2 separate regions of the Homo sapiens genome follow, and region 2 is linked to region 1. Evidence: read pairs that join two places in POLR2A ChIA-PET (ENCODE). Cell type or tissue: endothelial cell of umbilical vein. All regions are shown on one strand. Links, peaks and the distances in the headings refer to the core of each region. The heading gives the core; the rest is flanking DNA.

Region 1 (15,012 bases), core at 2,193-10,192:
TTTGGCCTCAAGTGATCCTCCGGCCTTAGCCCCGCAAAGTGCTGGGATTACAGGTGTGAGCTACCATGCCCGGCCCCAAAAATGTTATAGTTTTTAAATTTTTATTTGTTTTTTCAGAGACATGGTCTCACTCTGTCACCCAGGAGGGAGTGCAGTGGCACAATCAAAGCTCACTGCAGCCTCGAACTGCTGGGCTCAAGTGATCCTCCCACCTTAGCCTCCCAAGTAGCTGGGACCACAGGCGGAGACCACCACATCCACATCCAGCTAATTTTTAAAATTTTTTGTAGAGATGGGGGTCTCATTATGTTGCCTAGGCTGGTCTCACACTCCTGGGCTCAAACAGTCCTCCTGCCTTGGCCTCCCAAAGTTCTGGGATTACAAGTGTGAGCCACTGCACTCAACCTTGTATATTAAACACACACACATGCACACACACACACACACACAATTTATCTTCAGAATTTCAAAAGTTCAAAAGAGCATATGCAGAAAGTTTCTCCCCCACCCTGTATCCCAGCCACTCAATCTGCTTTCTCACAACAGCCAATACTCCCGGTTGCCTGCACCTCCTTTCAGAGGTGGTCCATGCATATGTAAGCAATCATGTTTGTAGTTTTCCCCTTTTTTACACCAATGGAAGCAAACTACATGCACTTTTCTGCACCTTGCTTTTGTCACTTAATGTATCTTGTATATTGTACCATTATACTGCATAAAATTCCCTTTCTTCTGGTGGCATAGTATTCCACAGTATGCATGTATCAGAATGTAACCAATCCCCTACTGACAGACATTTAGGTTGTTTCTAGCCTTTTGCCAATACAAACAAAGGTGCAAAGAATATCCTACACATTCCCCTTTCAACTGTGTGCAAATATGTAGGGCTAATTCTTAGATATGAAAATACTAGTCAGGTGTGGTGGCTCACACCTGTATTCCCAGCTACTTGGGAGGCTGCAGTGGGAGGCTCACTTTAGCCTAGGATTTCCAAGGCTTCAGTGAGCCATGATCATGTCACTGCACTCCAACCTGGGCAACAGAGTGAGACCCTGTCTCAAAAACAATAAAAATAACAAAAATAAATTCTAGGTCAAAGGAATAGGTGTTTGTGATTTTGATTTTCATGGGAATTGCTAAATTGCTCTCCATAGATGTGTTACCAACTTTTACTCCTACCAACAAATAGGCAACGCCTGTTTGCCCACACCCCCTCCAACACTCTATGAAACTTTTTGGTGATTACAAATATGCTAAGTTGAAACATGATCTGCATTTCTCATTGATGAATGAGGTTAGGCATCTTTTCATATAGTTGAGAGTTTTTTGTATTTCCTTACCAGTGAAATTTCTGTAGAAATGTTTTGTACAGTTTTATTGGGTTATTGGTATTTATCTTGTAAATTTGTAGATATATATATATGTCAAAATTAGTCCTTTCTCTGCAATATGAATTTAAAATATTCCCCCTAGATTATCATCTATTCTTTAACTTTTGCTTATAATTTTTTGTACTATGCATAGTTTTAACATTCTAATATATATTTAAAGTGTGTGAGTGTTTTCATTTATGCCTTCAGTGTTTTATTACCATACTTTGAGACTTCGAGACCAGCCTGGGCAACAAAGCGAGACCCCGTCACTACAAAAAAGTTAAAAAATTAGCTGGGTGTGTTTTTACCCGCCTGTGGTCCCAGCTACTCCGGAGGCAGAGGTGGGAGGATTGTTTGAACCCAGAAGGTCAAGGCTGCAGTAAGCTGTGAAGGCAACACTGCACTCCAACCTGGGTGACAGAGTAAGACTCTGCCTCAAAACAAAACGAAAAAAGCCATCAAAATTAGCCAGTAGTGGCAGTAGGTGCTTGTAATCCCAGCTACTAGGGAGGCTGAGGTGGGAGGATCACTTGAGCCTGGGGCAGCTGAGGCTGCAGTGAGCTATGATCATGCCGCTGCACTCCTGCCTGAGCCACAGGGCAAGACCCTGTCTCAAAAATAATAATAATAGGGCTAAGCACGGTGGCTCACATCTGTAATCCCAGCACTTTGGGAGACTGAGGTGGGCAGATCACCTGAGGTCAGGAGTTCGAGACCAGCCTGGCCAACATGGTGAACCTCCCCCCCAACCCCTGTCTCTTCTACAAATACAAAAATTAGCCAGGTGTGGTGGCACGTACTTGTAATCCCAGCTACTTGGGTGGCTGAGGCAGGATAATCACTTGAACCTGGGACGCGGAGGTTGCAGTGAGCCGAGATCGCGCCATTGCACTTCAGCCAGGGCGACAGAAGGCGACTCCATCTCAAAAAAAAAAAAAAAAAAAAAAAAAAGAGGGGAGGGGAGGGGAGATCAGCCGGGCGTGGCAGCATATGTCTGTAGTCCCAGCTACTTGGGAGGCTAAGGCAGGGGAATCGCTTGAACACGGGAGGCGGAGGTTGCAGTGAGTCGAGATCGCACCACTGCGCTCCAGCCTGGCGACAGAGCGAGACTCCGTCTCAAAAAGAAAAAAAAAATTAAGTTATTCAAAATATAAGGTTAAAAGTTCCAAGATTTATTTGAATACTTTTATGCTTTTGTTTTTGTTTTTTTTTTAAGACAGAGACTCCCTCTGTCACCCAGGCTGAAGGGCAGTGGCGCGATCTCAGCTCACTGCAACCTCCGTCTCCCGGGTTCAAGCGATTCTCCTGCCTCAGCCTCTCGAGTAGCTACGATTATAGGCAGACGCCACCACGGCCGACTAATTTTTGTATTTTTAGTAGAGACGGGGTTTCACCATGCTGGCTAGGCTGTTCTTGAACTCCTGACCTCAGGTGATCTGCCCACCTCGGCCTCCCAAAGTGCTGAGATTAAAGGCGTGAGCCACCGCGCCCAGGCTAATTATTTTATTTTATAGCATGCTTTTATTTCCAGGAAGAGTCCAGGCTTCTCTTTTCCCAAAAGTTCCAGCAATAGTCCTGTTGTCAAGGTTTATGCTTGAACCAATCACCGCGCCCAGGAAAACAGAATGAGCCTAGAGAGGAATGGTAGGGAGGGAGTGGCTGTCAGCCTCTTCCTAACCACGCAGACTAAGAATAAGGGAGGGTCTCCCAAAAGAAAATGGTGGTGCTGCCGGGCGCAGTGCCTCACGCCTGTAATCCCAGCACTTTGGGAGGCCGAGGCTGGCAGATCACGAGGTCAGGAGATCGAGACCAGCCTGAACAACATGGTGAAACCTCGTCTCTACTAAAAATACAAAAATTAGCCGGGCGTGGTGGCGCGCGCCTGTGATCCCAGCTACTCAAGAGGCTGAGGCAGGAGAATCGCTTGAACCCGAGAGGCCGAGGTTGCAGTGAGCCGAGATTGCGCCATCGCACTCCAGCCTGGGCGACAGAGCGAGACTCCCTCTCAAAAAAAAAAAAAAAGAAAGAAAGAAAGAAAGAAAAAGAAGAGAAAATGGTGGTGCTATTACCAGAAAGAAAGGATGGATACTGAACTGGCAAAAACAGATGTCTACTATGATGGGAGAATCCCAAGACCCAGTCAACTCAGGGAAAAGACACTGAGCAGTTACCACAGGCCTGACACTCTGCTACCCTTCTCCCCTGACAGACAGCAGTGGCCGGCGCCTGTAATCCCAGCTACTCGGGAGGCTGAGGCAGGAGAATCGCTTGAACCAGGGAGGCGGAGGTTGCAGATCGCGCCACTGCACCCTAGCCTGGGCGACAGAGCAAGACTCCATCTCAAAAAAAAAAAAAAAAAGTGTGAGTGTGGATGAGGGAACTGAGGCAGAAAGAGGGAAAGTGACCTCCTGCCCATCACACGGCCAAAAAGAGAAAAAACCACACTGGGACCCCGGCAGGCAGTCTGGCTACAGAGCTTGTTCCTGTAGTCCTGGCCCTGGGCTAGGGCTCACATACGTGAGCTGAGATCTGGAAACCAGCAGCATCTAGTTGATGTTTGAAAACAAGAGATGGGCCGGGCGCGGTGGCTCACGCCTGTAATCCCAGCACTTTGGGAGGCCGAGGCGGGTGGATCACGAGGTCAGGAGATCGAGACCATCCTGGCTAACACGGTGAAACCCCGTCTCTACTAAAAATACAAAAAATTAGCCGGGCGTGGTAGCAGGCGCCTGTAGTCCCAGCTACTCGGGAGGCTGAGGCAGGAGAATGCCGTGAACCCGGGAGGCGGAGCTTGCAGTGAGCCGAGATCGCGCCACTGCACTCCAGCCTGGGCAACAGAGCGAGACTCCGTCTCAAAAAAAAAAAAAAAAAAGAAAAGAAAAGAAAACAAGAGATGGATGAAGTCACCCGAAGAGCAGTGATCACCAGCACTTACGGGGCAAGCAGAAGAGACAACCCAGTATTATGTCCCCAGTAACTGACACACTGCAGGTACTCAATAAGTATTTATTGAATTAATGTAAGAAGGAACAACCAGAACAGTATAATAGTAGGCAAACCAGGTGAACCACTGTTTCAAAACTAAGGGAGAAAAAAGTGCAAAAGAGGGGAGTGGGAGAAACGCGGTGGCTCATGCCTGTATCCTAGCACTTTAGGAGGCCTAGAGGCCTAGTGGGGAGGACGGCTTGAGCCCAGGAGTTTGGGACCAGCTTGGGCAACACAGTGAGACCCTGTCTCTATAGAAAAATTTTAAAACAACCAGGTGTGGTGGTGCTCACCTGTAGTCCCAGCTACTTGGGAGGCTGATGCAGGAGGATCATCTGAGCCTGGGAGTTTGAGGCTGCAGTGAGCCATGATCCCACCACTGCACACTGCACTCTAGCCTGGGCAACAGAGTGAGACTGTCTCAAAAAAAAAAAAAAAAAAAACCAAAAGAGGGGGGTGGTCAACATACCATATGCTGAAGAGAGGTCAATCTCAAGTCTGAAAAGTGACTCTGGATTTGGGAAGAAGTCATTGGTGATGATGAGTTTCTTGGGGGTGTACTGGTAGATTTTTAACAACCAACTCTCCAAAAACAAATGTATCCATGTATATACATCTGCGCCGTGCACTCCTGCCTTGGCGACAGACCAAGACCCTACCTCAAGGAAAAAGAAATACAGTTCCTATTGAATACCATCCTGAGGGCAACCACCATGTGCACAAGACTGCAGATATTTACTGATGTGCAATGTTTCCTGAGAAGTGAGGATTAAAGTTATCAAACGACAAAAAACAAAGAGCCCATTTGTATTATTTCACTGCCTAAATTCCAGAAAGCAACAAAAACCAAATCACAATTTTCAAGAACAAACAAATTTAGCAAGACTGCAAAATAGACAAACAGCAATAGCAAGACTGCAAAATAGACAAACAGCAAGGTTATCCCAGTCAGAACTTCATAGCTATGTTTGTGGATATCTGCTAATCAGCATAACACAAATGTAAGTGATCGTCAGAAAGAATCAGACAGGAGCAATCAGGGTGTTGCAAGTCCTGATTACGCAGAGACGTTAATCACGTTTCATGCATCTCCAATCATCATGTTCTAATCTGCCCTCCGGAGGAGGAACAGGTAAGGATTATCCCACCTGACGATACAGACAAACAGCCGACATTCTGCACTCAGTGAAAAAGATTCCGTTACAAGCTAGGGTGAGTTCATAACGCGCTGGTATGAGCAATCCTATTATTTAGCGTCCTTCCAGTTGTTTTGCCATATTAGCTCGCACATTTTTTTAAATTTTTTTTTCATTCGGCTGCCGAAAAGGAATAAATTACTTCTTCCCAGAATGCTCCGATCAGTTACGTGCCGGACGTTCTAACTGTACGCACTTTCTATTTACATATCTCCGCCCACTCCCTTCCGCCAGGCACCTACCGTAGTAACCAAAATAGAAGCGATACCAAGTATCTTACGGTCTGCAGGACTAGAAAACAGCGTTGTTTTTTTTTTATTCAGTAGTTCAGCCATCTCAATTGTCCCCTAAAACTGTATATAAGTCTTAATGTTACTACAAAACATATTTTATTACAAAGCACTAAATACAATGCGGATAATCCCAGACTCAAGACGTAATTATTCCAACACATATCCTCCAGCAGAAGCAGTTTCCGAGGGGAAAACCGAAGCCTATGCCTTCCTTCTTCCAGGAATACGAAGCGGCCCTTGCCCCTGTAGGCTTCGTCCTTAGGTTCCCGTCATGAAGGTAATCAGAAGGGTTTCTTTTTCAGCCCAAAGACGGTGACGAATAAAGCCATTTCAGTGACAGCTGGAAGGGCACTACCAAGGCAAGTGGTAGATTCAGAAACCCTTTCAGTATAAATACCCAAATCTCCAAACCAGAGACCCCACCTCTGAAAGTGTAGGGCAGGTGGCATGGGGGGTAGGGGATGAAACTTTAAAAGCCTACAGGATGTTGAGTGGATCTGGTATCTCACACATGGAGGAAAGGGCTGGGTAGGGGAAAAACCTTCAGGTTTAGGGCCAACCTTCCTCCCTCATCCCCAAATATTGGATGCTACCACACCTGCAGAAGACAAAAATGTACCAATACGTAGTGCACTCCCAACGCTCGAATATGAAGAAGGACAGGGCCACGGATGCACTACAGTGAGCCCCAATGGCTTGGGAAGGCACGAGATTAAGGAAAGTCTTTGGATCGACAGACAGTGATGGGTCAGAAAAGGCCAGTGGTGGGGCTGGCATCTGCATTCAGGTTCATCCCTTGCTCCCTCACCATGTTTCAAGGGCTAGAGTCAGCAGCTCTGACTTCTGAATTTTAGGACAGTCATGTGAGGAGAGACCAGAAGTGACTGCACAGATCGGACCTCAGGCTACCCTACCCCTTATCTGTGGGCCAGCCTGGATCCTTCAGATGAGAGGTAAGAGTAGGCTCTCCTTCTGCTATGCCACAAAGGAGTGCTGACAGCGACTTAATATGCGCTGGAATCAGCCTCCAGTGTCCTGGTCCTCCTGGTCCACAATTCTCTGACCCATGTGCCTCATCTCCTTTGCCTCTTCTGAGTTCCCAGTGCTCGCTTCCGTTGCCTCTTCTGAGTTCCCATTGTGCTTTATATCTTTTGTTTGTTTTTTGACAGAGTCTTGCTCTGTTGCCCTGGCTGGAGTGCAGTGGCACGATCTCAGCTCACTGCAACCTCTGCCTCCCGGGTTCAAGCAATTCTCCTTCCTCAGTCTCCTGAGTAGCTGGGATTACAGGAGTGCGCCGCCACGCCCGACTAATTTTTGTATTTTTAGTAGAGACGGGGGTTTCACCATGTTGGTCAGGCCGGTCTCGAACTCCTGACCTCAGGTGGTCCACCTGCCTCGGCCTCCCAAAGTGCTGGGATTACATGCGTGAGCCATCGCGCCCTGCCTGTGCTTTCTATCTTCACACACTTCTATAGCACAGTGCTTATCACACTGAATTACAGATTTGTATCTACCTCCTCCTCATTGTAAAAAGAAACGGTGGGGTTTTTATTATTCCTATTATTTTTGTAGACTTGGGTTCTCACTATGTTGCCTCCTGCCTGCGCCTCCCACAGTGCTGGGATTACAGACGTGAGCCAACATGCCTGGCCAAAAACTGTATTTTACTCTCATTTTGGGATTTTAAGTGCCTAGTAAACAGCAGGATTTAGCACATCGTTGAAGATCTTTGAACTGGAAGGATTGGCTACAGCAGACACTATTGTGTCAGGTGGCTGAAGGGAGTCCTGATAGAAGTGGGTCGTGTGGGAAAGGTGGGCAGGCAGAAAGGATACAGATGAGGCTCTGGGTGCTGTTGAACATGGAGACTCCTGAGAGGAAACCGGCCAGCTCCACTGCAAAGAGGCCCAGGGTGACAGAGAGCGCGGCCACCAGCCTGCAGAGAGGAAGTGGACTGGCCCAGGCCTTTGGACTTATTCTAAGACCCCTCCACTCCCACCACCTCTTCGTTCTGGCCACCCCGTCCCAAGAGCTCACTGAATGTCCTGCTTGTCATACTCCTCGGGGGTGAACGTGAGAGGCAGGCAGGCCTGTATGTTGCTGTCCTGGGAGCAGGGCACAGGAAGAGAAGTGAAAAAGGGGCAGGCTGCAGGGCAGGCCTGGGGGCGGCGGGAAACAAGAAAACCCAAGAGGGTAAGACACTGGGAGGGGGCAGGGTAGGACTAGGACCACTCAGAGATGGGAATGGGGACGGATTGAGTGCAGCCGTGGGTCTTACCCGGGACCAGAATAAGGTGATGACGACCACCAGATGCGCCAGGAGCGTCAGGAAGCGAGAGGGCACAAGCCCTGAGACCCGGCCCATGGCCCTCGGGGACAAGGGCGGCGGTCTCTGAGGCTGGAAGTTCAGAGACAGCGACTCCTGAAGTCTCCCCGCAAGCCGACAAATCTAGACGAACGCCTCCTTCCCGCCCGCTCAGGCACCGCCCAGTTGCCTTGGTAACCGTGTACGCGGGCTCGGCGCCGCGTTCTCGGAAATCCTCGCGAGCAGTACATTCTCCGGCTGCTGCGGGTCTCTCAGGGCCAGCGAAGGTCAGGGGTACCCGAAGGCGCTTCTAACCTAACGGCTGGGTACCCGCGCGCAGCCAGGCCCTTTGTTCCTCAGAGGGTGCGAGGTGGCACAGCCCCGCAGCGCCCGATCTGCCCACGCAGGGCGGATGAACGGAAACCCACCCTGGCCTAGCTTGGGGACACCAATGCTTCTGCTGTTGCCCACGCCGGGAGCGGCCCCCAGCCCCAGCTACGCTGCCCAGTTGTGGATCACTTGAGACCGCTGCCACCACCACGCCGGGCTGAGTTCCCCGCCATGCCGAAGACTCAGACCCGCTCCCCTTCCCCTCCTCTGCATGCCTTTAGCTTCCCACCAAGCTGGGCCTGAGAAACAAGGGACCCGAACCTGGAGAGGCCGGTGTTCCTGGACTGCTCTGCAGTCACAGATTGTCACGGAGCCCCTGGTTGTCTGAGGACCCCAGGCCTGAACCTTCCTTGAGGAAGACTGATTTCTTTCAGACTACTTTGCTCAGTTTGGTGAGGGATTTGCAGAGTGCAAAAAATGGCCAGCGTCCTTAAACTAGCATGGGGATAAGAGCAGAGCAAGGTGGCTGGAAAGAGTGGGAGTGGACGAAGGGAATGGGACAGTCCCTGCGTCTCTGGGAGGCTTGGAGCCGGCTGGAAGGGAAACTCAACTCAGATTTCTTTGTCCCTTGGAGGTGCTGGGCCTCCGACATTGCCCAGCTACAGTCCAAGAAGCTCTTATCATCGGCGACCTCATGACCTTTGGGCCTCAGCGCAGGTCCCTGCAGATCTGAAAGTTCTTTAATTGCTGAGTCAAGTCCCATCCTCAAGGAACCTCCCGGCCCATCTCCCAGGAGAACAATCTCTTCCTACTCCCCACTCCCCATCTCAGTGCTTTTAGCCAGCCTAAACTACAAGCCCAAGAGGCATTTCTCATTCCTTCAACAAATATTTGTATATGTTTATTGATTACCTAGTAAGGGTATTCTAGTCAGGGAGATCAACAACAGACATGCAAACAAATAAATCCGTAAGATAATAGGCGCTACAAACAGGGAAAAGCGGGCTGTGCACTGTGGCTCACACCTGTAATCCCAGCGCTTTAGGAGGCCTAGGAGGGCGGATCACCTGAGGTCAGGAGCTCGAGACCAGACTGACCAACATGCTGAAACCCTGTCTCCACTAAAAATACAAAATTAGCCGGGCGTGGTGGCGCGTGCCTGTAATCCCAGCTATTCGGGAGGCTGAGGCATGGGAATCGCTTGAACCCAGGAGGTGGAGGTTGCAGTGAGCCGAGATCGCGCCATTGCACTCCAGCCTCTGCAACAAGAGCGCAACTCCGTCTCCAAAAAAAAAAGAAACGCTAGAATTATAATTCTATAAAAATAGGGCATTTATAATTCTATTAAAATAGAGCATTTATTTTGTTTTATTTTATTTATTTACTTTTTCTGAGACGGAGTCTCGCTCTGTCTCCCAGGCTGGAGTGCAGTGGCGCAATTTCGGCTCACTGCAAGCTCGGCCTCCCGGGTTCACGCCATTCTCCCGTCTCAGCCTCCTGAGTAGCTGGGACTACAGGCGCTCGCCACCATGCCCGGCTAATTTTTTGTGTTTTTAGGAGAGACGGAGTTTCACTGTGTTAGCCAGGATGGTCTCGATCTCCTGCCCTCGTGATCCGCCAGCCTCGGCCTTGCAAAGTGCTGGGATTACAGGCATGAGCCACCGCGCCCAGCCGGACATTTAACCTTAAACTTTATTTTAGAAACTTTGGCCAAAAATTGGCCGGGAGCGGTGGCTCAGGCATGTAATCCCAGCACTTTGGGAGACCGAGGCAGGGAGATCACCTGAGGTCAGGAGTTTCAGACCGGCCTGGCCAACATGGTGAAACCTCATCTCTACTGAAAAAAAAAAAAAAAAAAAAGTTAAAAAGTTAGCCAGGTGTGGTGGCGCCCGCCTCTAATCCCAGCTATTCCAGAGGCTGAGGGAGGAGAAGTGCTTGAACCCGGGAGGCAGAGGTTGCAGTGATCCAAGATCGTGCCACTGCACTCCCGCCTGGGAAACAGACCAAGACTTCGTCTCAAAAAAAAAGAAAAGAAATAAAAAGAAAATGCACTCTGGGACCAGAAGCAAAAGCCCATGCCTGTAATCCCAGCACTTTGGGAGGCCAAGGCGAAGTATTCCTTGAACCCAAGACTTTGAAGCCAGTCTGAGCAACATAGTGAGACACCTCTCTCTGTTAAAACAATAATAAAGGCCGGGAATGGTGGCTTACGCTTGTAATCCCAGAACTTTGGGAGGCCGAAGCGGGCGGATCCCCTGAGGTCAGGAGTTTGAGACCAGCCTGACAAACATGATGAAACCCCGTCTCTATTTAAAAATACAAAAAAAAAAAAAAAAAAAAAAATTAGCCGGGCATGGTGGCACACACCTGTATTCCCAGCTACTCGGGAGGCTGGGGCAGGAGAATCGCTTGAACCCGGGAGGCGGATGTTACAATGAGCCGAGATTGCGCCACTGCACTCCAGCCTGGACAACAGAGCAAGACTCCAACTCAAAAAAAAAAAAAAAAAAAATATATATATATATATATATATATACACACACACACACATATATACATACATAGATATCTTTTTAATAAAGTTTTAGGCCGGGCGCGGTGGCTCACGCCTGTAATCCCAGCACTTTGGGAAGCCGAGGCGGGTGGATCATCTGAGGTCAGGAGTTCAAGGCCAGCCTGGCCAACATGGAGAAACCCCGTCTCTACTAAAAATACAAAAATTAGCCAGGCATCGTGGCACGCTCCTGTAGTCCCAGCTACTCGGGAGGCTGAGGCAGGAGAATCTCTTGAACCCACGAGGTGGAGATTGCAGTGAGCTGAGATCACACCACTGCACTCCACTCTGGGTGACAGAATGAGATTCCGTCTTAAAAAAAAAGTTTTAAACAATAAACATTAATGTTTTCGGAGTCTTATATTGTATTATTAAGACAAGAAATTGGAAAAAAAATGGAATGATTTATAGGATTGAGGGTCCCTAAAATGTTGAACTCCTATATATTGAAACTATGTAATGACATTTTCATATAAACCATCTCTTTAAAAGACAGCACAGCCTTTTCTTCATATTGGAGACAATGTAATCACCAAAACTTGCTTTTATCCCCATGAAATAAAAGCTTGTGATTTTCTAAACTTTACTGAGGAGTTACTATTATTATTATTATTATTTTTTTAAAGGAGGTTCAACAAAGTCTCTCTTTGTTTTTTTTAGGCAGGGTCTTGCTCTGTCACTCAGGATGGAGTGCAGGGGTATGATCATGACTACAGTGACCCTCGACCTCCCTGGCTCAGGTGATCCTGCTGTCTCAGCCTCCGGAATAGCTGGGACTACAGACGCACGCCACCATGCCCAGCTAATTTTTGTATTTTTAATAGAGACCGCGTTTCACCGTGTTGGCCAGGATGGTCTCCATCTCTTGACCTCGTGATCTGCCCGCCTCAGTCTCCCGGCACCCAAAGTGTTGGGATTACAGGCGTGAGCCACCGTACCCGGCACCCCCCTCCCTTTTTTTTTTTTTTTTTTTTTTTTGAGACAGAGTTTTCACCTTTGTCGCCCAGGCTGGAGTGCAATGGCATAATCTCGGCTCACTGCAACTGCCGCCTTGTGGGTTGGGGTGATGCTCCTGCCTCAGCCTCCCTAGTAGCTGAGATTACAGGTACCCGCGACCATGCCCAGCTAATTTTTGTATTTTTAGTAGAGACGGGGTTTCACCATGTTGGCCCGGCTGTTCTCGAACTTCTGACTCCTGACTTCAGGTGATCCACCCGCCTCGGCCTCCCAAAGCGCTGGGATTACAGGCGTGAGCCGCCACGCCCGGCCAGTTCTTTTCTTAACTGTTGGACCCCTTCAAAGTTCTGAAGATAGTTTCAAACCTCCCTGCTCTCAGGATGGACAAGGAAACCCATTAAGTTTTCTCCTTTGAAATGACCCCCATTGCATTTGATTCCTAAAATGAGTGATAGTAATGACACCTAATTTACAATGAGAGATGAGCTTCCTGTATTCTCCAATGCAGAAATTACAGCATAGCAAGCATTCAAACGTTCTTAGGAGACAAGATAAAAAGACTGAAGGTTCAGCCTGGGCGACATGGCAAAACCCCGTCTCTACAAAACAATACAAAAAATTAGCCAAACATAGTGGTGCACACCTGTAGTTCCAGCTGCTTGGGAGGCTGAGGTGGGAGGTTCACCTGCACCCAGGAAGTGGAGGCTGCAGTGAGCCATGATCACACCACTGCACTGCAGCCTGAGTGCCAGGAGTGAGACCTGTCTCAAAAAAAAAAAAAAAAAAAAAAAAAGACTGACGAACTCTCCATGCTTTTCTTCCCTCTGTCTGCAACTTACATGCATTTTCGACCTAGACCTTCAGAGGTGAGCTCCCCCAGTGAGAGATTCATCAAATATAACTGTTCACAGATGAAAGAAGTTGTCATAGGCCAAAAGTGAGGAAAATCCAGGACCTGCTTTTGCAAGGTTTTCCAAGGTCTCTGAATAGAAGGAAGTGAAAGAGTCAGCTACATGAACATCTAGGGAAAGAGCATTCCAGACAGAGGACATAGCAAGTGCAAAGATGGTGAGAACAAGCCAAGTGTGTTTGTTGAACAGTAAGGAAGGCAGCATTTCAGAAACCTAGTGATGGAAGGGGAAGAAAAGTTCAGTGTGAGGTTCGTTAGGTAAACAGGGGCCAGATGAAGCCAGGCCTTGCAGCTACAGGGAGGGACATGGTCAGGTTGGTGTTCTAGATGATGACTCTAGTTGCAACATGGATAATGGATTTTAAGCAAATTTTATTTTTATTTATATTCTTCTTCCATTTTTTTTCTTTCTTTTAAGCAGATTTTAAACAGAAGGCTAATAATTATCCAGAAGAGACAGGATGAGGCTTGGACAAAGGAGGTGGAGGGTATCAAAAGATATTTAGAAGATAAAGGAAGTCTGGACTTGGTGCTGTGGGTGAGTGGGAAAAAGGGAGGGTCAGGATGGCTGTTAGATTATGGGGGCTCTGACAGCTGGAGGTCTGGGGCATTCTGCTTATAATAGGCCTTCTGGGCCAGGCGCAGTGGCTCACGCCTGTAATCCCAGCACTTTGGGAGACCGAGGCAGGCAGATCATGAGGTCAAGAGATTGAGACCATCCTGGCCAAAATGGTGAAACCCCATCTCTACTAAAAATACAAAAATTACCCAGGCATGGTGGTGTGCACCTGTAGTCCCAGCTACTTGGGAGGCTGAGCCAGGAGAATCGCTTGAACCTGGGAGGCGGAGGTTGCAGTGAGCCGAGATCGAGCCACTGCACTCCAACCTGGCGACAGAGCGAGACTCCGTCTCAAAAAAAAAAAAAAAAAAAATAGGCCTTCTGCATAGGGGACTTACTATATAAGTAACAACGGGGTAGTCACATTTCATGTCCTGAACTGATAAACAGTGAGTAGCCTTTCCTGTCATTTTCCATGACCTTGGTTCACAGAAGCCTGCCCTATAGAGACGCTATTTCTGCCTGCTCACAAAACCGATATTTAGAGCCAGCCAGTGGCCATAGGAGGTACTGCTGGTGATGAGGTGTCCCCCCAAGTGACTACTCACTCCAGGACTGGGACCCACAAGTACTAAGATTTGAACTCTTAATAAAAGGAGTTAAAAATCGTTTTTTTATCATGGACAAATTCAAACATGACAAAATAAAGAAAATAGCCGGGTGCGGTGGCTCATGCCTGTAATCCCAGCACTTTGGGAGGCCGAGGTGGGCAGATCACGAGGTCAGGAGTTCGAGACCCTGGCCAACATGGTGAAACCCAGTCACTACTAAAAATACAAATATTAGCTGCATGGTGGCAGGTGCCTGTAATCCCAGCTAATCGGGAGGCTGAGGCAGCAGAATCATTTGAACCTGAGAGGTGGAGGTTGCAGTGAGCTGAGATCGTGCCATTGCACTGCAACCTGGGTGACAGGGCAAGACTCCTTCAAAAAGAGGGGAGGGGAGGGGAGGGGGAAAGGTGAGGGAGTGGGGAGAGGGAAGGATGGGGGAGCCGAGGGGAGGGGAGATAATGAACACTTCTATTCTGCTTCAACAATTATCAACACATGGCCAACTTTGTTTCAGGTATACCCTCCCTCATGGCACACACCAGGTTATTTTGAAGCAAATCCTAGACGTCATCAAACAGTTCAAATTGCCCAAGTGTCTCCTACACACTTCTTTTTTCTTTTACAGTTTGTTTGAATCTGGGTCCAAATAAAGTCCACACATTGCACCTGGTTGTCATGTCTCGCTCATCTTGGGTCCTGCCTCCTCTCTACCCCCTCACCTCCTTTCTCCTTCTTTTCTTTTCTTGCAATTTATCAGTTGAAGGCATTGAGCCATTTCTGGGCCTTATTCTTGTGATGTGATTTAACATGTTCCTCCATGCCCTGCATGTCCTGTAAACTGGTTCTTAGATCCAGTGGTTGGTTAGTCTCACGTTCAGTTTTCTGGTAAAAACACATCATGAGTGACGGTTTGTTCTCCTGATTCCATTGCATCAGGAC
Region 2 (15,012 bases), core at 2,442-10,441, 180 kb after region 1:
GTGCAATGGCGCGATCTTGACTCACCACAACCTCCGCTTTCATGCGCGTCCGTGTGAAGAGACCACCAAATAGGCTTTGTGTGAGCAATAAAGCTGTTTATTTCACCTGGGTGCAGGTGGGCTGAGTCCGAAAAGAGTCAGCAAAGGGTGGTGGATTATCATTAGTTCTTATAGGTTTTGGGATAGGCAGTTAAGAAGTTAAGAGCAATGTTTTGCGGGCAGGGGTGGATCTCACAGAGTACATTCTCAAGGGTGGGGAAAATTACAAAGAACCTTCTTAAGGGTGGGGGAGATTACAAAGTACCTTCTTAAGGGTGGGGGAGATTACAAAGTACATTGATCAGTTAGGGTGGGGCAGGAACAAATCACAATGGTGGAATGTCATCAGTTAAAGCTATTTTTACTTCTTTTGTGGATCTTCAGTTACTTCAGGCCATCTGGATGTATACATGCAAGTCACAGGGGATGCGATGGCTTGGCTTGGGCTCAGAGGCCTGACACCGCCTCCTGGGTTCAAGTGATTCTCCTGCCTCAGCCTCCTGAGTAGCTGGGATTATAGGCATGTGCCACCACGCCCCGCTAATTTTGTATTTTTAGTAGAGACAGGGTTTCTCCATGTTGGTCAGGCTGGTCTCGAACTCCCGACCTCAGGTGATCCGCCCACCTTGGCCTTCCAAAGTGCTGGGATTACAGGCAGGAGCCACCGCACCCAGCCTAGGATTGGGTATTCTTTCTTCCTTACCTATTTGGTGTATTGTGTCAGCTTAGCTAAACTGCAACTATTTTCCAGAAGTCTCTTCCTGCAGTGTTTCAGGTTAGCTTGAGCCACAGAGATATTTGGTAGGAGATTTGGAAGTGGATGTGGAGCATTTAATTACTAGTGTTAATTCCCTGTGCCACAGTAACGACATTCAAGGTGGTGGCTGATCTGTCACCCTGGGTGCTGGAATGAGGAGACATGGAGAGGAGCCCACAGCAGATACTTGATGGATAGGTAGTGCTATGGACTAAACCGTTTCTCCCTGAAATTTGTATGTTGAAGCCTTTACTCCCAATGTGGCTGTATTTGGAGATAGGGCTTTTTAGGAGGTAATTAGGGTTAAATCACGTCATAAGGGTGGGAGCCCTATCCGATAGGATTAGTGGTTCTTTATAAGAGACACCAGAGCTGTTTCTTTCTCTCTGCAAACATGCACTGAAGAAAGGCCGTGTGAGGACATAGCTAGATGGCAGCTGTCTTTGAGCTAGGAAGGAAGCCCTCCCCAAAAACGGAATCAGCCAGAACCTGGATCTTGAATTTCTTGCCTCCAGAATTGTGAGAAAAATAATTCTGTTATTTAAGGCGCCCAGTCTATGGACTTTTGCAATGGCAGCCTGAGCAGACCAAGACACACGGTGTGGGTGAGAATTTAACCTGGTTATTGTAAGCATCTAGGATTTTAGGGTTGCTTATTACCTTAGCATTACTGAGACTGCTGATGGACACAACTTCTTTGGCTAAAGGGAAGATAAAAATAGACTGAAACTAAAATTGTTCTGCTTTACAAAGACAACTCCCGATCCGCAGACCTCAATTTGAATTACAATCAGACAGCAAGGCTTGAAGAGGCTGGCAATATTCCATCAGAGAGAACAATAAATGTATGAAGTCTGAATAATGAAGGAAACATTTACAAATACACTTGACAGAAGAAGAAGGGAGGCAGGGTGGTGGCTCACGCCTGGAAGCCCAGCACTTTCGGAACCCAGGACAGGCAGATTGGTTGAGCTGAGGAATTCGAGATCAGCCTGGGAAACATGGTGAAACCCCGACTCTACAAAAAATACAAAAATTAGCCGGGCACGGTTGCACAGGCCTATAGTCCCAGCTACAAGGGAGACTGAGGTGAGAGGAGTGCCTGAGCCCAGGAGGTCAAAGCTTCAGTGAGCCAAGATCGCACCACTGCACTCCAGCCTGGGTGCCAGAGTAAGACCCTGTCTGAAAACAAACAAACAAACAAAAAAAAAAAAAGAAAAAGAATGTAAAGATTTTAAGATACAGCACAGTTATGCTTTTGATGATCATGTCTTCGTTCCTCAATATAGATTAGAATTTACAGTAGTTCCCTCACTATCTGGTATTTCCTTATTATCAGTAGTTCTCTCATTATCAAGAAATCCAAGATCAAGGTATCTGGTGGTTTTGCTTCGCTTTCCATGGTGTCAATTACCCGTGGTCAACTGGGGTCCAAAATTATTAAGCATGGCCAGGCACAGTGGCTCACACCTATAATCCCAGCACTTTGGGAGGCCCAGGTGGGTGGATCACTTGAGGTCCGGAGTTCAAGATCAGCCTGGCCAACATGGTGAAACCCCGTTTCTACTAAAAATACAAAAATTAGCTGGGTGTGGTGGCGCATGCCTGTAGTCCCAGCTACTCGGGAGGCTGAGGCAGGAGAACCGCTTGAACTGGGGAGGTGGAGGTTGCAGTGAGCCGAGATCGCACCACTGTACTCCAGCCTGGCGACAAAGCAAGACTCTGTCTCACAAAAAAACAAAAACAAACAACATTCTTAGGTTTTATTAGTTTCCTCAAGTGACTGAGTGCTAAGCATATTGATTTTGATTTTCACAGCACTGGAGTAAGTAAACTTTTATCTTGAAAACAGCTTTTTTTTTTTCTTTTAAAAATCTCTATTGTTGTTAGTTCAATAGTTTGTAGTCTCTGGCTGTAGCCAAGATTAGCCAGCCAGCTCTGAAACAGAGACATAGAAATAGGGTAAATAAAAACCAAGTGTTGGGCCGAGCCCAGCCATGGGGCAGGCTGAGGCAGGAGGATTGCTTGTGGCCAGTAGTTCAAGATCAGCCTGGACAACATAGTGAGACACTCAAGTGTCTCAAGAGTATGAAAAGACAAAGCACTCACTGGGACAAAGTATTTGCAAAAGACATATCTGATAAAAGACTGTTTTCCTCAGCAGGCAAAGAATTCTTAAAACTCAACTAACCAATTTAAAAATGTACAAAATATTTAAAAATATGCAAAAGATCTACAGACATCTCGCCAGAGATGATATACATATGGCAAATAACCATATGAAAGGATGTTCAACATCATATGTTCTCAAGGGAATTGCAGATTAAAACAATGAGATACCGCTGCATTTATTTGAATAGTTAAAATCCAAAATACTGACAACACCAAAAGCAAGTGATGATGTGGAATAACAGGAACTCTCATTCATTGTTGGTGGGAAGGCGAAATGGCCAGCAACATTGGAAGACAGTTTGGCAATTTCTTTTCTTTTTTTTTTTTGGGACAGTGTCTCCCTCTGTTGCCCAGGCTGGAGCGCAGTGGCACAATCTTAGCTCACTGCAGTCTCCGTCTCCCACATTCAAGCAATTCTCCCACCTCGGCCTCCAAGTAGCTGGGATTACAGGGGCGTGCCACCATGCCCGGCTAATTTTTTTTTTGCATGTTTAGTAGTAACGGGGTTTCACCATGTTGGCCTGGCTGGTCTTGAACTTCTGACCTCGGCCTCCCAAAGTGTTGGGATAACAGGCACGAGCCACCGTGCCCAGCCTGGTTTGGCAATTTCTTAAAAAACTAAACATACTTTTTTATTTTTTGAGATGGAGTCTCACTCTGTCGCCCAGGCTGGACTGCAGTGGCGCGATCTAGGCTCACTGTAAGCTCCACCTCCCGGGTTCACGCCATTCTCCTGTCTCAGCCTCCACAGTAGCTGGGACTACAGGTGCCCACCACCACACCCGGCTAATTTTTTTGTGTATTTAGTAGAGACAGGGTTTCACTGTGTTAGCCAGGATGGTCTCGATATCCTGACCTCGTGATCCGCCCACCTCAGCCTCCCAAAGTGCTGGGATTACAGGCGTGAGCCACCGCGCCCGGCCAAAACTAAACATACTCTTAAAATACAATCTCGTGATTGTTGTGCTCCTATTTACTCAAATGAACCAAAATCTGATGCCCACACAAAAACCACACACAAATCTTTATAGCAGCTTTATTCATAATTGCCGAAAATTAGGAGCAAGCAAGATATCCTTCAGTAGGTGAATGCATAAACTGTGGTATATCCATACAATGGAATATTATTCAGTGCAAAAAAGAAATGAACTATTCAAGCCACAAAAGACGTGGAGGAAACTTAAATACACATTGTGAAGTATAAGAAGGCAGTCTGAAAAAGGAACATACTATATATAACATTTTGGAAAAGGCAGAACTATAGAGAGTAAAAAGATCAGTGGTTTCCAGGAGTTTGGGGAGTAGGAAGGGAGGGATGAATAGCTAGCTAGAGTACAGGGGATTTTTGGGATAGTGCAACTATTCTGTATGATACTTTAATGGTAGCTACATGTAATTTTACATTTGTCAAAACCCATAGAATGAGCCAGGCATGGTGGCACATGCTGTAGTCTCAGCTACTTGGCAGGCTGAGGTGGAAGGATCACTTAGGCTCAGGAGCTTGAGGCTGAAGTAGACCATGACTGCGCCACTGCACTCCAGCCTGGGCAATAGAGTGAGACCCTGTCTCTAAACAAACAAACAAACACAATAGAATGCATAGCACAAAGAGTGAACCCTAATGTAAACTACAGATTTGCAGAGGCAGGAGAATTGCTTGAACCCGGGAGGTGGAGGTTGCAGTGAGCCGAGATCACACCATTCCACTCCAGCCTGGGCAACAAGAGCGAAACTCCGTCTCAAAAATAAAAATAAAATAAAAATAAAGTCCATTATTAAACAACAAAAAAGCACCCCAAAAACCAAGGGCCAAGAAAGAGGGAATATTATTTTTCTTTTCTTTTTTTTTTTTTGGAGACAGAGTCTCGCTCTGTTGCCCAGGCTGGAGTACAGTGGCGCAATCTCTGCAACCTCTGCCTCCCAGGTTGAAGCGATTCTCGTGCCTCAGCCTACTGAGTAGCTGGGGTTATAGATGCCCGCCACCTCGCCTGGCTAGTTTTTGTATTTTTAGTAGAGACAGGGTTTCAGCATGTTGGCCAGGCTGGTCTTGAACTCCTGACCTCAAGTGATCCACTCGCCTCGGCCTCCCAAAGTGCTGGGATTACAGGCATGAGCCACCACACCTGGCCTAATTTTCTATAATGGAGAAAACACAAGGCTTATGATTTTCTGCTTCCACAAAGCATTTGGCAGAAATAGGCCAGGAATCCCTATTTTGTAGCCAGGGGAAAGGAAGAATTGTTCTCGGTAGGGGACCACTCTCTAGGGTGAAGCCTGGTCAGTGCCATAGAAACTGTCCTTGGTATTTCTGAGAATTCTGGGTCCATGCTTGGTTAGCTGAGAAACTTGTCAGACACCATATTCTAGTGAGTGCCTGGAAGATACCTGTGAACAGAAGGGGAAACGACACAAGGCCTGGGGGCTTTCAGGCAGCTTTTGGGATCTGCTACATAAAATGCCAGGACTTGAAGACAAGTGACTCTCACTCACATGAATACTGCCTTTGCAGGCCAAAGAGCAAACTGCCAAGTTACTGCCCTGTATTTCCATGTTCAAAGCTGTCTCTCCTCTTTGGTGGGACCTTGTCAATTCTTCTTTTTTTGGACGTAATTGTAGAGTTACAGAAAAGTTGCAAGAATAGTACAAAGAATTCCCACTCTTCACCCAGATTCCCCAAATGTTAACATTTTACTGCATTTTTTTTTTTTTTTTGAGACAGAGTCTTGCTCTGTCACCAGGCTGGAGTGCAGTGGCGTGATCTTGGCTCACTGCAACCTCCGCCTCCTGGGTTCAAGCAATTCTCCTGCCTCAGCCTCCTGAGTAGCTGGGATTACAGGCGCGTGCCACCACGCCTGGCTGATTTTTGTATTTTTGTAGAGACGGGGTTTCACCATGTTGGTTAGGCTGGTCTCGAACTTCTGACCTCATGATCTGCCCACCCTGGCCTCCCAAAGTGCTGGGATTACAGGCGTGAGCCACCGCACCCAGGTGCATTGGTTTTATATCTCTCTGTCCCTCTGTCCCTCCCTTCTCTCTCTCTCTCCACACACACACACACACACACACACACACACACTCATTTTCCTGTACTATTTGATAATAAGTCGCCGACATAATGCTCTTTATCTCAAGATATTTCAACATCTATTTCCTAAAAACAAGGACATTCTCTTACATAACCACAGTACAATCCTCAAGACCAGGAAATTAACTTTGATACAATATTATACTCTTCAGACAATATTCACATTTTACCAACTGTCCCAATGATGCTCATTGTAATAAAAGAATATCCTGGATCATGCATCACATTTGGTTCCCAGTGTCTCTAGCCTACTTTAACTGGAATAGCTCCTCAGTCTTTCTTTGTCTTTCTCAACATTGCCGTTTTTTAAAGAGTACAGGGCAATTATTTTGCTGAATGCCCCTCAATCTGGGTTTGTCTCTTGTCTCTTCATAATTAGATTCAAGTAGCGCATCTGTGGTAGAAATGACACAGAAATGTTCTCAGTGCATCCTTTCAGGGCAGCAGTAGTTGTACATGTACTGGGGAGGTTAACTTTGATCACTGGGTTAAGGTGGTGTCTGCCAGGTCTCTGAGCGAGGATCCTGCTGATTATATTTCTCCCTGCAAGAAGTCCTCTAATACAAAGTAGGCAGGATGGAGAATGTTCAGCAGTGATCTGCAAATGGTCCTTGGAAACTTAGCTTGTGTGACTTCTCACTGAGCACTCCTTTACAGACTTACAAGTCTTTACTCTGTGCCTATTTTTCTGCATTTAGCAGTCTCTTTATTTGTTGGTACCACCAAAGGCCAGCATGATGCCTGGTACATACTTAGTGCTTATAAATGTCCAATGAATGAGTGAAACTGACAGGCTAGAGAAGGGGGTAGGTAAGGAGAGCTGGTCCAGGAAAAGCCCAGAATGACAGTGGATTTCAGAGAGGCTCTCTTCCTGATACAGAGGGCCCCTGCACCTACAGATGAAGAAGGGTGGCAGTTTCAGGTGTCTGGACTGGTTCTCTGCACCCCATTCAGGGCAGAAAGGCAGGGTTTCAGGACTGGGAGCCAGCTGTGTTATTACAGGTGGCCTGGGTTCTGTGTTGAGCGAGATCCTAATGGTCCCTACATTTAAGGCAGCCATTTCCAGCATTTTGGCCATTGCATCAGGAGAAAGAGAGGCAAAAACAAGAGGGGATGTCATTCAAAGAACAGTACACTGAATTGTGGGGGTAGAGTGGGGAGGAGGAAAGAGGCAAACATCTGGCCACTGAATGACTCACCAAAGTTAGGAGTGAGCCATCTGTGTGAATCCCAGAGGAAAGGCTCACAAGCACTCATCTGCTACGTACTCACCCTGTAATGTCGCGGGAAATGCATAAAAGTGAAAAGAACTCCTACGCCAAAGTTCCAGGTGTGGAAAAGTTATTCTGAGCAAGGAGCTAGTCAACAGAAAGGATGTAGCAATTCAAATTACATAGAACAATAAGATTTAACAAATTGAGACATGGGGAAGCAAAAAGCAAAATATCAGGACCAAATTTTAAATGGAAAAGGGAAACTCTAACTAGATCCAAACCAAAATGATAATAATAATGATAATAATAATAATGAAGAAAAGTAAACATAAGAAAAATATGATTCTAAAAGGCAAAGTCTCATATTAAAACGGAAAGGCAATTTGCTCAGGAAGCTCACATTTCCTGCCTTCTTTGTTTGCTTGGAAAACACAGTAGAGTCGACCATCTGGGGTAATTAATTCTAGGGTAAAAATGTCAGAACCTGGGTAAACAAAGATTAGCACCATGATAAAAATAAGGAAGAACCAGGAACTAAAAAAGAAACCAAATTCAGTAAGTTCAAAGGGATAGAATTCTGAAGAAAATTCTGAAGATTCCAGGGACAAGCTTGTTTTGCCATCCGTCAACTTTTTGAATGAGAGTCCTGGGATAACTCTTGCTCTTTTATATTTCAAAGTATCTCAGGTTTCAAATCAATTTCTATAAAGCTTCCACAAAACAAATGGAAGGAAGAACTGTAAATCACAAACTAAAAAAAACAAACAAAACAAAAAACCTTTCCCCCTTACAATTCAACAACCCAAAGTCACCAAATTGAAGAAGGGTAAAGTAATTGCAGAGGTAACGGGCTCATGCACTGATTGAACCTAACCTTGGCAAACCATACTTCAATGGTCTGTTGTACTAATGTCCAGAAAGCATGCAAAATAATTTGGAAGCAAGAATGTAAGTCTGAGCTTCTCGGTTGCCTCCCCCACTGCCCTTCCTTCTCAGTGCTAATGACATTCCAATGCTTAGTCTCAAAAAAACCACTGGTAATAGGGATCTCAGAAATATCAGAAGAAAACGTTCCTTCTACCCCTAGAGCTGCAGACAAGCAGATTCTATTCCACAATATAAGGCCAAAGCTAGTTCTGAAAAAGTGGGTAAATAGAGAACATTCACAAAAGCATTCATCTCTAAGTCTCCTATCTTCTCTCCATCTCGGAAGTGGGGACATGTGCCCTGGCAGGAAGCTCAGGCTGGGGTTCTAGAAGAGGTAGGAAGTACAAAAGTAGAAGAGGACAGTCTTCATACTACACAGGGCAGAACTGGAAGAGAACTTTAAAACGAGTTGGTTCAATTGTCTGTCACCTTAGATGAGGAAGCCAAGTTCTGGAAAGAATAAGTGACTCTGGCAGTGCCTAGAGTAGCCGATGGCCTGAGTTTCTTCCTGCCACCCCACACAAAACAAGTGCAACCAGGAAATTCATGTGCCTAGACCTGATGCCTTAATTCCAAAGCTGCAAAGGTAGTTGGGACCATATGATAGTCCAACTTGGATGCCAGGTTTAAGTTGTTATCCTGTGAGTGAGGAACCACTGCAGATTTCTTTTTTTCCCCTGAAGGGCTGTGGTGCAATCGTAGCTCACTGCAGCCTTGACCTCCTGGGCTCAAGAGATCCTTCCACCTCAGCCACCCAAGTAGCTGGGCCTACAGTGTGAGCCACCAAACCTAATACCATGCCTCACTATGTTGCCCAGGCTGGTGTCGAACCCTGTGGCTCAAGCAATCCTCCTGCCTCAGCCTCCAAAGTGCTTGGATTACAGGCACGAGCCACTGCACCTGGCCCAATGGAGATTCTTGAGCAGGGAAGATGGTTATAAGCATTGACCTTGGACTTGACACTTAGGTTTGAACCCTGGGCTAGTTATTACTTTCTGAGCTTTATTTCTTTCTTTATGAGAGGAAAATTAAGTCCTTAATACACCTATTTAAACTCATTTCTTCAGCTTCAACTGACTTTGTAGGATCGTAAGGATTACATAAGAAAATGAATTTAAGGCCAGGCGTGGTGGCTCACGCCTGTAATCCCAGCACTTTGGGAGGCCAAGGTGGGTGGTGGATCACGAGGTCAGGAGATCAAGACCGACCGTCCTGGCTAACATGGTGAAACCCCGTCTCTACTAAAAATACAAAATAGCCGGGCGTGTTGGCGGGTGCCTGTAGTCCCAGCTACTTGGGAGGCTGAGGCGGGAGAATGGCGTGAACCCGGGAGGTGGAGCTTGTAGTGAGCCAAGATTGCGCCACTGCACTCCAGCCTGGGCGACAGAGGAAGATTCCATCTCAAAAAAAAAAAAGAAAATGAATTTAAAGCTCAATACTAATACTGTAGGTAAATTAGTATTCAGTAGTGTTAACTATTATTCCAAGCAGAGCTTTACTTCTGGAAGATTCACTAGGTGGGTTGTCTCCAATCAACAAAGGTAACAAGAGCCTGTCCTGGGGGAATGGAGAGATGGTAACAGATTTAAGACATTTCAGAGTTAGCCTATCAGTTATGTACTGTTGCATAACAAACCACCTCTAAACTCGGTGGCTTGAAACAACAACATTCATTTATTTTGCACATGACTCTGCAATTTGGCCAGGGCTTGTCTCTGTTCTATACAGTATTGAATGGACGATGAACTGGGGGCTGGGGAGTCTCCTTTTAAGATGGCTCACTCACATGGTTGGCAGGTTGGTTCTGTCTGTTGGCTAAGAGCTCAGCCAGGGCCGAGGGCCCAGGGCTTTGGCTCCTCTCAATGTGGGCCTCTCCACAGGCTGCCTGGGCTTCTTCACAACATGGTGACTGTGTTTCAAGAGTAAACCATTCCAAGAGAGTGAGGTGGCATTTTTATAACAGCCTCAGAAGCCACATATTATTACTGTTTTGTACTAGACTGGTCAAGGCAAGAACAAATTTCTGCCGAAGTTCAAGGAGGGGTGATAAAAACTCCATCTCTTGATAGGAAAGTGCAAAGTTCTCGAAGAACATGTGTTACAGATATACTGTTGCATTGACATTTGGAAAATATAATCTGCTACTGGTAGGGATGACATGATTTAGCAAATTGGCTAGGGGCAGTGAGGGAGAATGATACACTGATGACTCTGGGTTGGGTGACCCATGGTGCCATTAATAGAACTAGTGGAATACAGAAGGAAGAATATGTTAGGGGAGATTATTGACTCTGAGAAGCCCATAGTAGTCAGAAGGCAGGAGCCTGGAAGAGGCATAAGTGAGTCTTACACAGAAAAGTCACAGCTAAAACTAAGACTAGAAGAAATGGCCAAGGATGAGAAAGAAAATCATAACAGATTTTTAGAAAACAATTTTTTTTTTGAGAGGGAGTCTCACTCTGTTACCGAGGCTAGAGTGCAGTGGCACGATCTCAGCTCACTGCAACCTCCGCCTCCTAGATTCAAGCAATTCTTGTGCCTCAGCCTCCTGAGTAGCTAGGATTACAGGCACCTGCCACCATGCCTAATTTTTGTATTTTTAGTAGAGATGCGGTTTCGCCATTTTGGCCGGGTTGGTCTCAAACTCCTGACTTCAGGTGATCCGTCCATCTTGGCCTCCAAAGTGCTGGGATTACAGGCATGAGCCACTGCACCTAGCCTATTTTCTACTTTTTAAATGGCATTATTTTTCCATACCAGTATTTATTTTTATGTAGCCAGATGTATTAATATTTTTCTCCAAGATCACAAACATCTTTTTTCATACATACATATATATATCATACATATATATGTCATACATATATATCATACATATATATATCATACATATATATATCATACATATATATATATATATATATATATATATATATTTATTTATTTATTTATTTATTTTTTAGACAGATTCTTGCTCTGTTGCCCAGGCTGGAGTGCAGTAGTGCGATCTTGGTTCACTGCAACCTCTGCCTCCCGAGTTCAAGTGATTCTCCTGCCTCAGCCTCCTGAGTAGCTGGGATTACAGGCGCCTGCCACCACACCCAGCTAATTTTTGTATTTTTAGTAGAGACAGGGTTTTGCCAGGTTGGCCAGGCTGGTCTCGAACTCCTGACCTCAGGTGATCCACCCACCTTGGCCTTCCAAAGTGCTTGGATTACAGGCGTGAGCCACCGCACCCAGCCCCCCAATATTTTTATCATTATTTTTAAATGTTTAATGTTTAGGGGTCAGACTTCATTTTTGTCAAATGGACAGCCAATTGATCCAGCCCCATTAACTGAATAATACAACCCTTCCCACTGATTGAAATGCCACTTCTATCATAAGTTCCTAGAGATACACAGGTCTGTTGCTGGCCATTTTTCTTTTTCTTTTTTCTTTTTTTCTGGAAACAGGGTCTCTGTCACCCAGGCTGCAGTGTGGTGATACGATCATGGCTCACTTTAACTTTGGCCTCCCAGGTTCAAGTGATCCTCCCACTTCAGCCTCCCAAGTAGCTGGGATTACAGGTACATGGCACCATGCCCCGCAGTGGCCTTTCTTCAGCAGTGGGCCACAGAAACGAATATGCATGTGAGTGGCTGAGGGTGGCCACCTGGAGAGTGCCACATGCACTGCGTCTCCTCATTTGCTGCTGTGCAGAAATTGTGGACCCACTGTGGCCACATATGCCGAGTTCTCAAGAGGTGCTAGACATCCAGATTTTTATATGAACTCTCCAGTGTTTAAAGTGTTGGCAATTAATTAAAAAAAAAAAATTTAAAATGCCGGGCACCATGGCTCACGTCTGTAATCTCAGCACTTTGGGAGGCCAAGGTGGGTGGATCACCTGAGGTCAGGAGTTTGAAACCAACCTGGCCAAAATGACAAAACCCCGTCTCTACTAAAAATACAAAAATTAGCCAGGCGTGGTGGCGGGCACCTGTAATCCCAGCTACTCAGGAGGCTGAGGCAGAAGAATCACCTGAACCCGGGAGGTGGAGGTTGTAGTGGGCCGAGATCACGCCATTGCACTCCAGCCTAGGCAACAAGAACGAAACTCTGTTTAGAAAAAAAAAAAATTAAAAACATTATGTGGACAAAATACATTTGCAAGCTGAGACTAGCCTGTGGCACACCGGTTAGTGACCTCTATTCCACATGCTGAAATAATGCAGGCCAGACTGGGTCCAGGAATCCACCTCTAACTCTTTCCCACTGCCAACATTAAGATGCAAAAGAGGAAGAGTGATGTGGCAGCTCCTGGAAACCCAGGCATCTCTGGGAAAGCAAGCAGTGTTATGGCTCATGTGTCACCTTTTACCCACAGGAGTTGATGATGTGGTTCCCGGTATGCCAAGTAACTAGGAGGGAGGAGGTCAGCACTGGGGAGGGGAAGGTAACATCCTCAGTCAAAGTTGGACCTCCCAGACCTGTTAGGCAGAGTTACAAAGAAAGACAATGGGTTGGAAGGAGGATGGAAACTGAGGTGCTGGCCAAGAACATAGCAAGATTTTGGCCCCCCAAAACAAGCTGGAAAGTGATGTCACTTCCTATGTAATAATAATGTGGCTTCCGTGGAAACCTTCCAACTTAACACTGCAGAATCTGAAAAGAAATGGCAATGAGCAGAGGTCTCCCACCCTCACGTGGAGGACAGGGTCCGCAAAGATGAGTCACATTGTAGAACTTCACTATTCAGAGAAAGCCCCTTCACATGCAGAATCTCGCTGGTCTCTCAGGACAATCCTGTGAGGTAGGCAGCACCAGGGGTGTTACTGCCCCTTACAGAAGAGGGAACTGGCATTAGTGATGATCAGAATGGGTCTTAGATAGCTCTGGGATGTGCAGGAAGGACACTTGTATGAAGAATAAAAGACCGGCCGGGCGAGTGGCTCACGCCTGTAATCCCAGCACTTTGGGAGGCCAAGACAGGCGGATCATGAGGTCAGGCATTCGAGACCAGCCTGGCCAACATAGTGAAACCCCATCTCTACTAAAAATACAAAAAATTAGCCGGGCGTGGTTGGCGGGCGCCTGTAATCCCAGCTACTTGGGAGGCTGAGGCAGGAGAATCGCTTTAACCTGGAAGGTGGAGGTTGCAGTGAGCCAAGATTGTGGCCACTGCACTCCAGCCCGGGCGACAGTGCGAGACTCCATCTCAAAAAAAAAATAATAAAATAAAAATAAAAGACTGCAGGCCCTTTCTCCTTCCCCGTGCCCATTTCTGTAGAATCATTTATTCATTAAATTCACTGAACACTTTCCATGGGCTGGGCACTCTTAGGCATTGGGAACATAGGAGTACACAGGTCCTGGGCACTGTCCTCCCCTGTGGCTGGGTCAGTCATCCTTACTCTGAATCATGGCCCAGACTGGCCTTGCCCTACTCCTCTCTAGGTAGAGCAGTGATCTCAGGCCAACTCTTGCATTTTGTTCCAGAAACCTTGATTATTTCCCTGACTATTGGTCACTTCCCGAAATGCACTGAACTGTGCCAGGAATAGGATATGTTTTTAAGTGCTTGAGACACAGACAAGTGGCAGACGCATACCCAAATTCCAACCATACTTTACTTCTGACCTAATTTTAATATATGTTTCATGCAGTTACACAATTATCTGTGCATAATGCTCTGAGAAAAGGGATGGCACATACAGTTTCTCCTGAAGCGGGAAACAGAGCCCAGTTGGTAAGGTGGCCAGTCTCTAGGGCATCTTAGATGAACCTTGTTTCTTCCTATTACTTTTCCTTCATCTACTTTTTTTTTTTCTGAGATAGAGCCTTGCTCTGTCGCCCAGGCTGGAGTGCAGTGGCATGATCTCGGCTCACTGCAACCTCTGCCTCCTAGGTTCAAGGGATCTTCCTACCTCAGGCTCCTGAGTAGCCAGGATTACAGGTGCATGCCACCGTGCCCGGCTAATACTTTGCATTTTTGTAAAGACGGGGTTTCACCATGTTGGCCAGGCGGGTCTCGAACCCCTGACCTCAAGTGATCGGCCGCCTAAGCCTCCAAAGTGCTGGGATTACAGGCATGAGCCACCGTGCCCAGCCTTCCTTCATCTACTTATTTTCCTGTGATGCCTCCATGTTTTAGAGTATGTGTCTGAGGGGCAGGAATATGTATTAGATATATCTAGGGCAGTCCCACCAGCTTTACATTCTTGAGACCTCATCCATCAGTTCTTGTTTTGCAGACATATACTTCTATTGACTACAATGAGAAGTGTGTCTCTTAAAAAGGTAAGTCTGGCCGCGCGTGGTGGCTCACGCCTGTAATCCCAGCACTTTGGGAGGCAGAGGCAGGTGGATCACGAGGTCAGGAGATCGAGACCATCCTGGCTAACATAGTGAAACCCCGTCTCTACTAAAAATACAAAAATTAGCTGGGTTCGTGGGGGTGCGTGCCTGTAGTCCCAGCTACTCAGGAGGCTGAGGCAGGAGAATCGCTTAAACCTGGGAGGCGGAGGCTGCAGTGAGCCCAGATCATGCCACTGCACTCCAGCCTGGGCGACAGAGTGAGATTCTGTCTCCAAAAAAAAAAAAAATTAGCCAGGTGTGGCAGTGCACGCCTGTAGTCCCAGCTACTGGGGAGGCTGAGGCAGGAGAATTGCTTGAACTGGGGAGGCAGAGGCTGCAGTGAGCCCAGATTGTGCCACTGCACTCCAGCCTCAGTGACAGAGCGAGACCCTGTCTCAAAAAAAAAAAAAAAAAACAAGTGAACAAAGGTCTCTGGTTTTCCTAGGCAGAGGACCCTGCGGCCTTCCGCAGTGTTTGTG

The links. Peaks named below come from ENCODE experiments on the same cell type or tissue, not always from the same donor. Only the 100,000 strongest peaks of a DNase experiment are listed, where the experiment ranks them.
Region 2: POLR2A ChIA-PET joins it to region 1 with 6 read pairs; 7 of 35 experiments call an interaction of 5 or more read pairs at or near these places.

Annotation. Positions count from the first base shown.
Region 1 is chr17:8,168,075-8,183,086 of GRCh38, forward strand. It overlaps TMEM107 (transmembrane protein 107), which reads right to left and starts at 8,306. Exons shown (of 5, transcript NM_183065.4): 1 at 8,126-8,306; 2 at 7,885-7,952; 3 at 7,683-7,783; 4 at 6,446-6,542; 5 at 4,383-6,198. The coding sequence starts at 8,212. The coding sequence ends at 6,129. It overlaps SNORD118 (small nucleolar RNA, C/D box 118), which reads right to left and starts at 5,514; the gene lies at 5,378-5,514. LOC105371520 (a long non-coding RNA gene) reads left to right here and starts at 6,036. Exons shown (of 4, transcript NR_188261.1): 1 at 6,036-6,124; 2 at 6,702-6,800; 3 at 13,325-13,441; 4 at 14,588-14,738. RefSeq lists enhancers at 4,961-5,050, 5,531-5,710, 7,694-7,743, 7,794-7,853, 7,845-8,456 and 5 more. In endothelial cell of umbilical vein, for the core only: no CTCF peak of the experiment used is centred there; DNase peaks (open chromatin) are centred at 5,427, 5,737 and 8,357; H3K4me3 peaks cover 1,779 bases; H3K27ac peaks cover 2,054 bases.
Region 2 is chr17:8,352,733-8,367,744 of GRCh38, forward strand. KRABD2 (KRAB domain containing 2) reads right to left here. Exons shown (of 2, transcript NM_001304947.3): 2 at 6,090-15,012. It overlaps LOC100128288 (a long non-coding RNA gene), which reads right to left and starts at 7,809. Exons shown (of 1, transcript NR_024447.1): 1 at 5,681-7,809. RefSeq lists an enhancer at 1,745-2,314. In endothelial cell of umbilical vein, for the core only: no CTCF peak of the experiment used is centred there; DNase peaks (open chromatin) are centred at 7,339, 7,729 and 8,189; H3K27ac peaks cover 3,211 bases.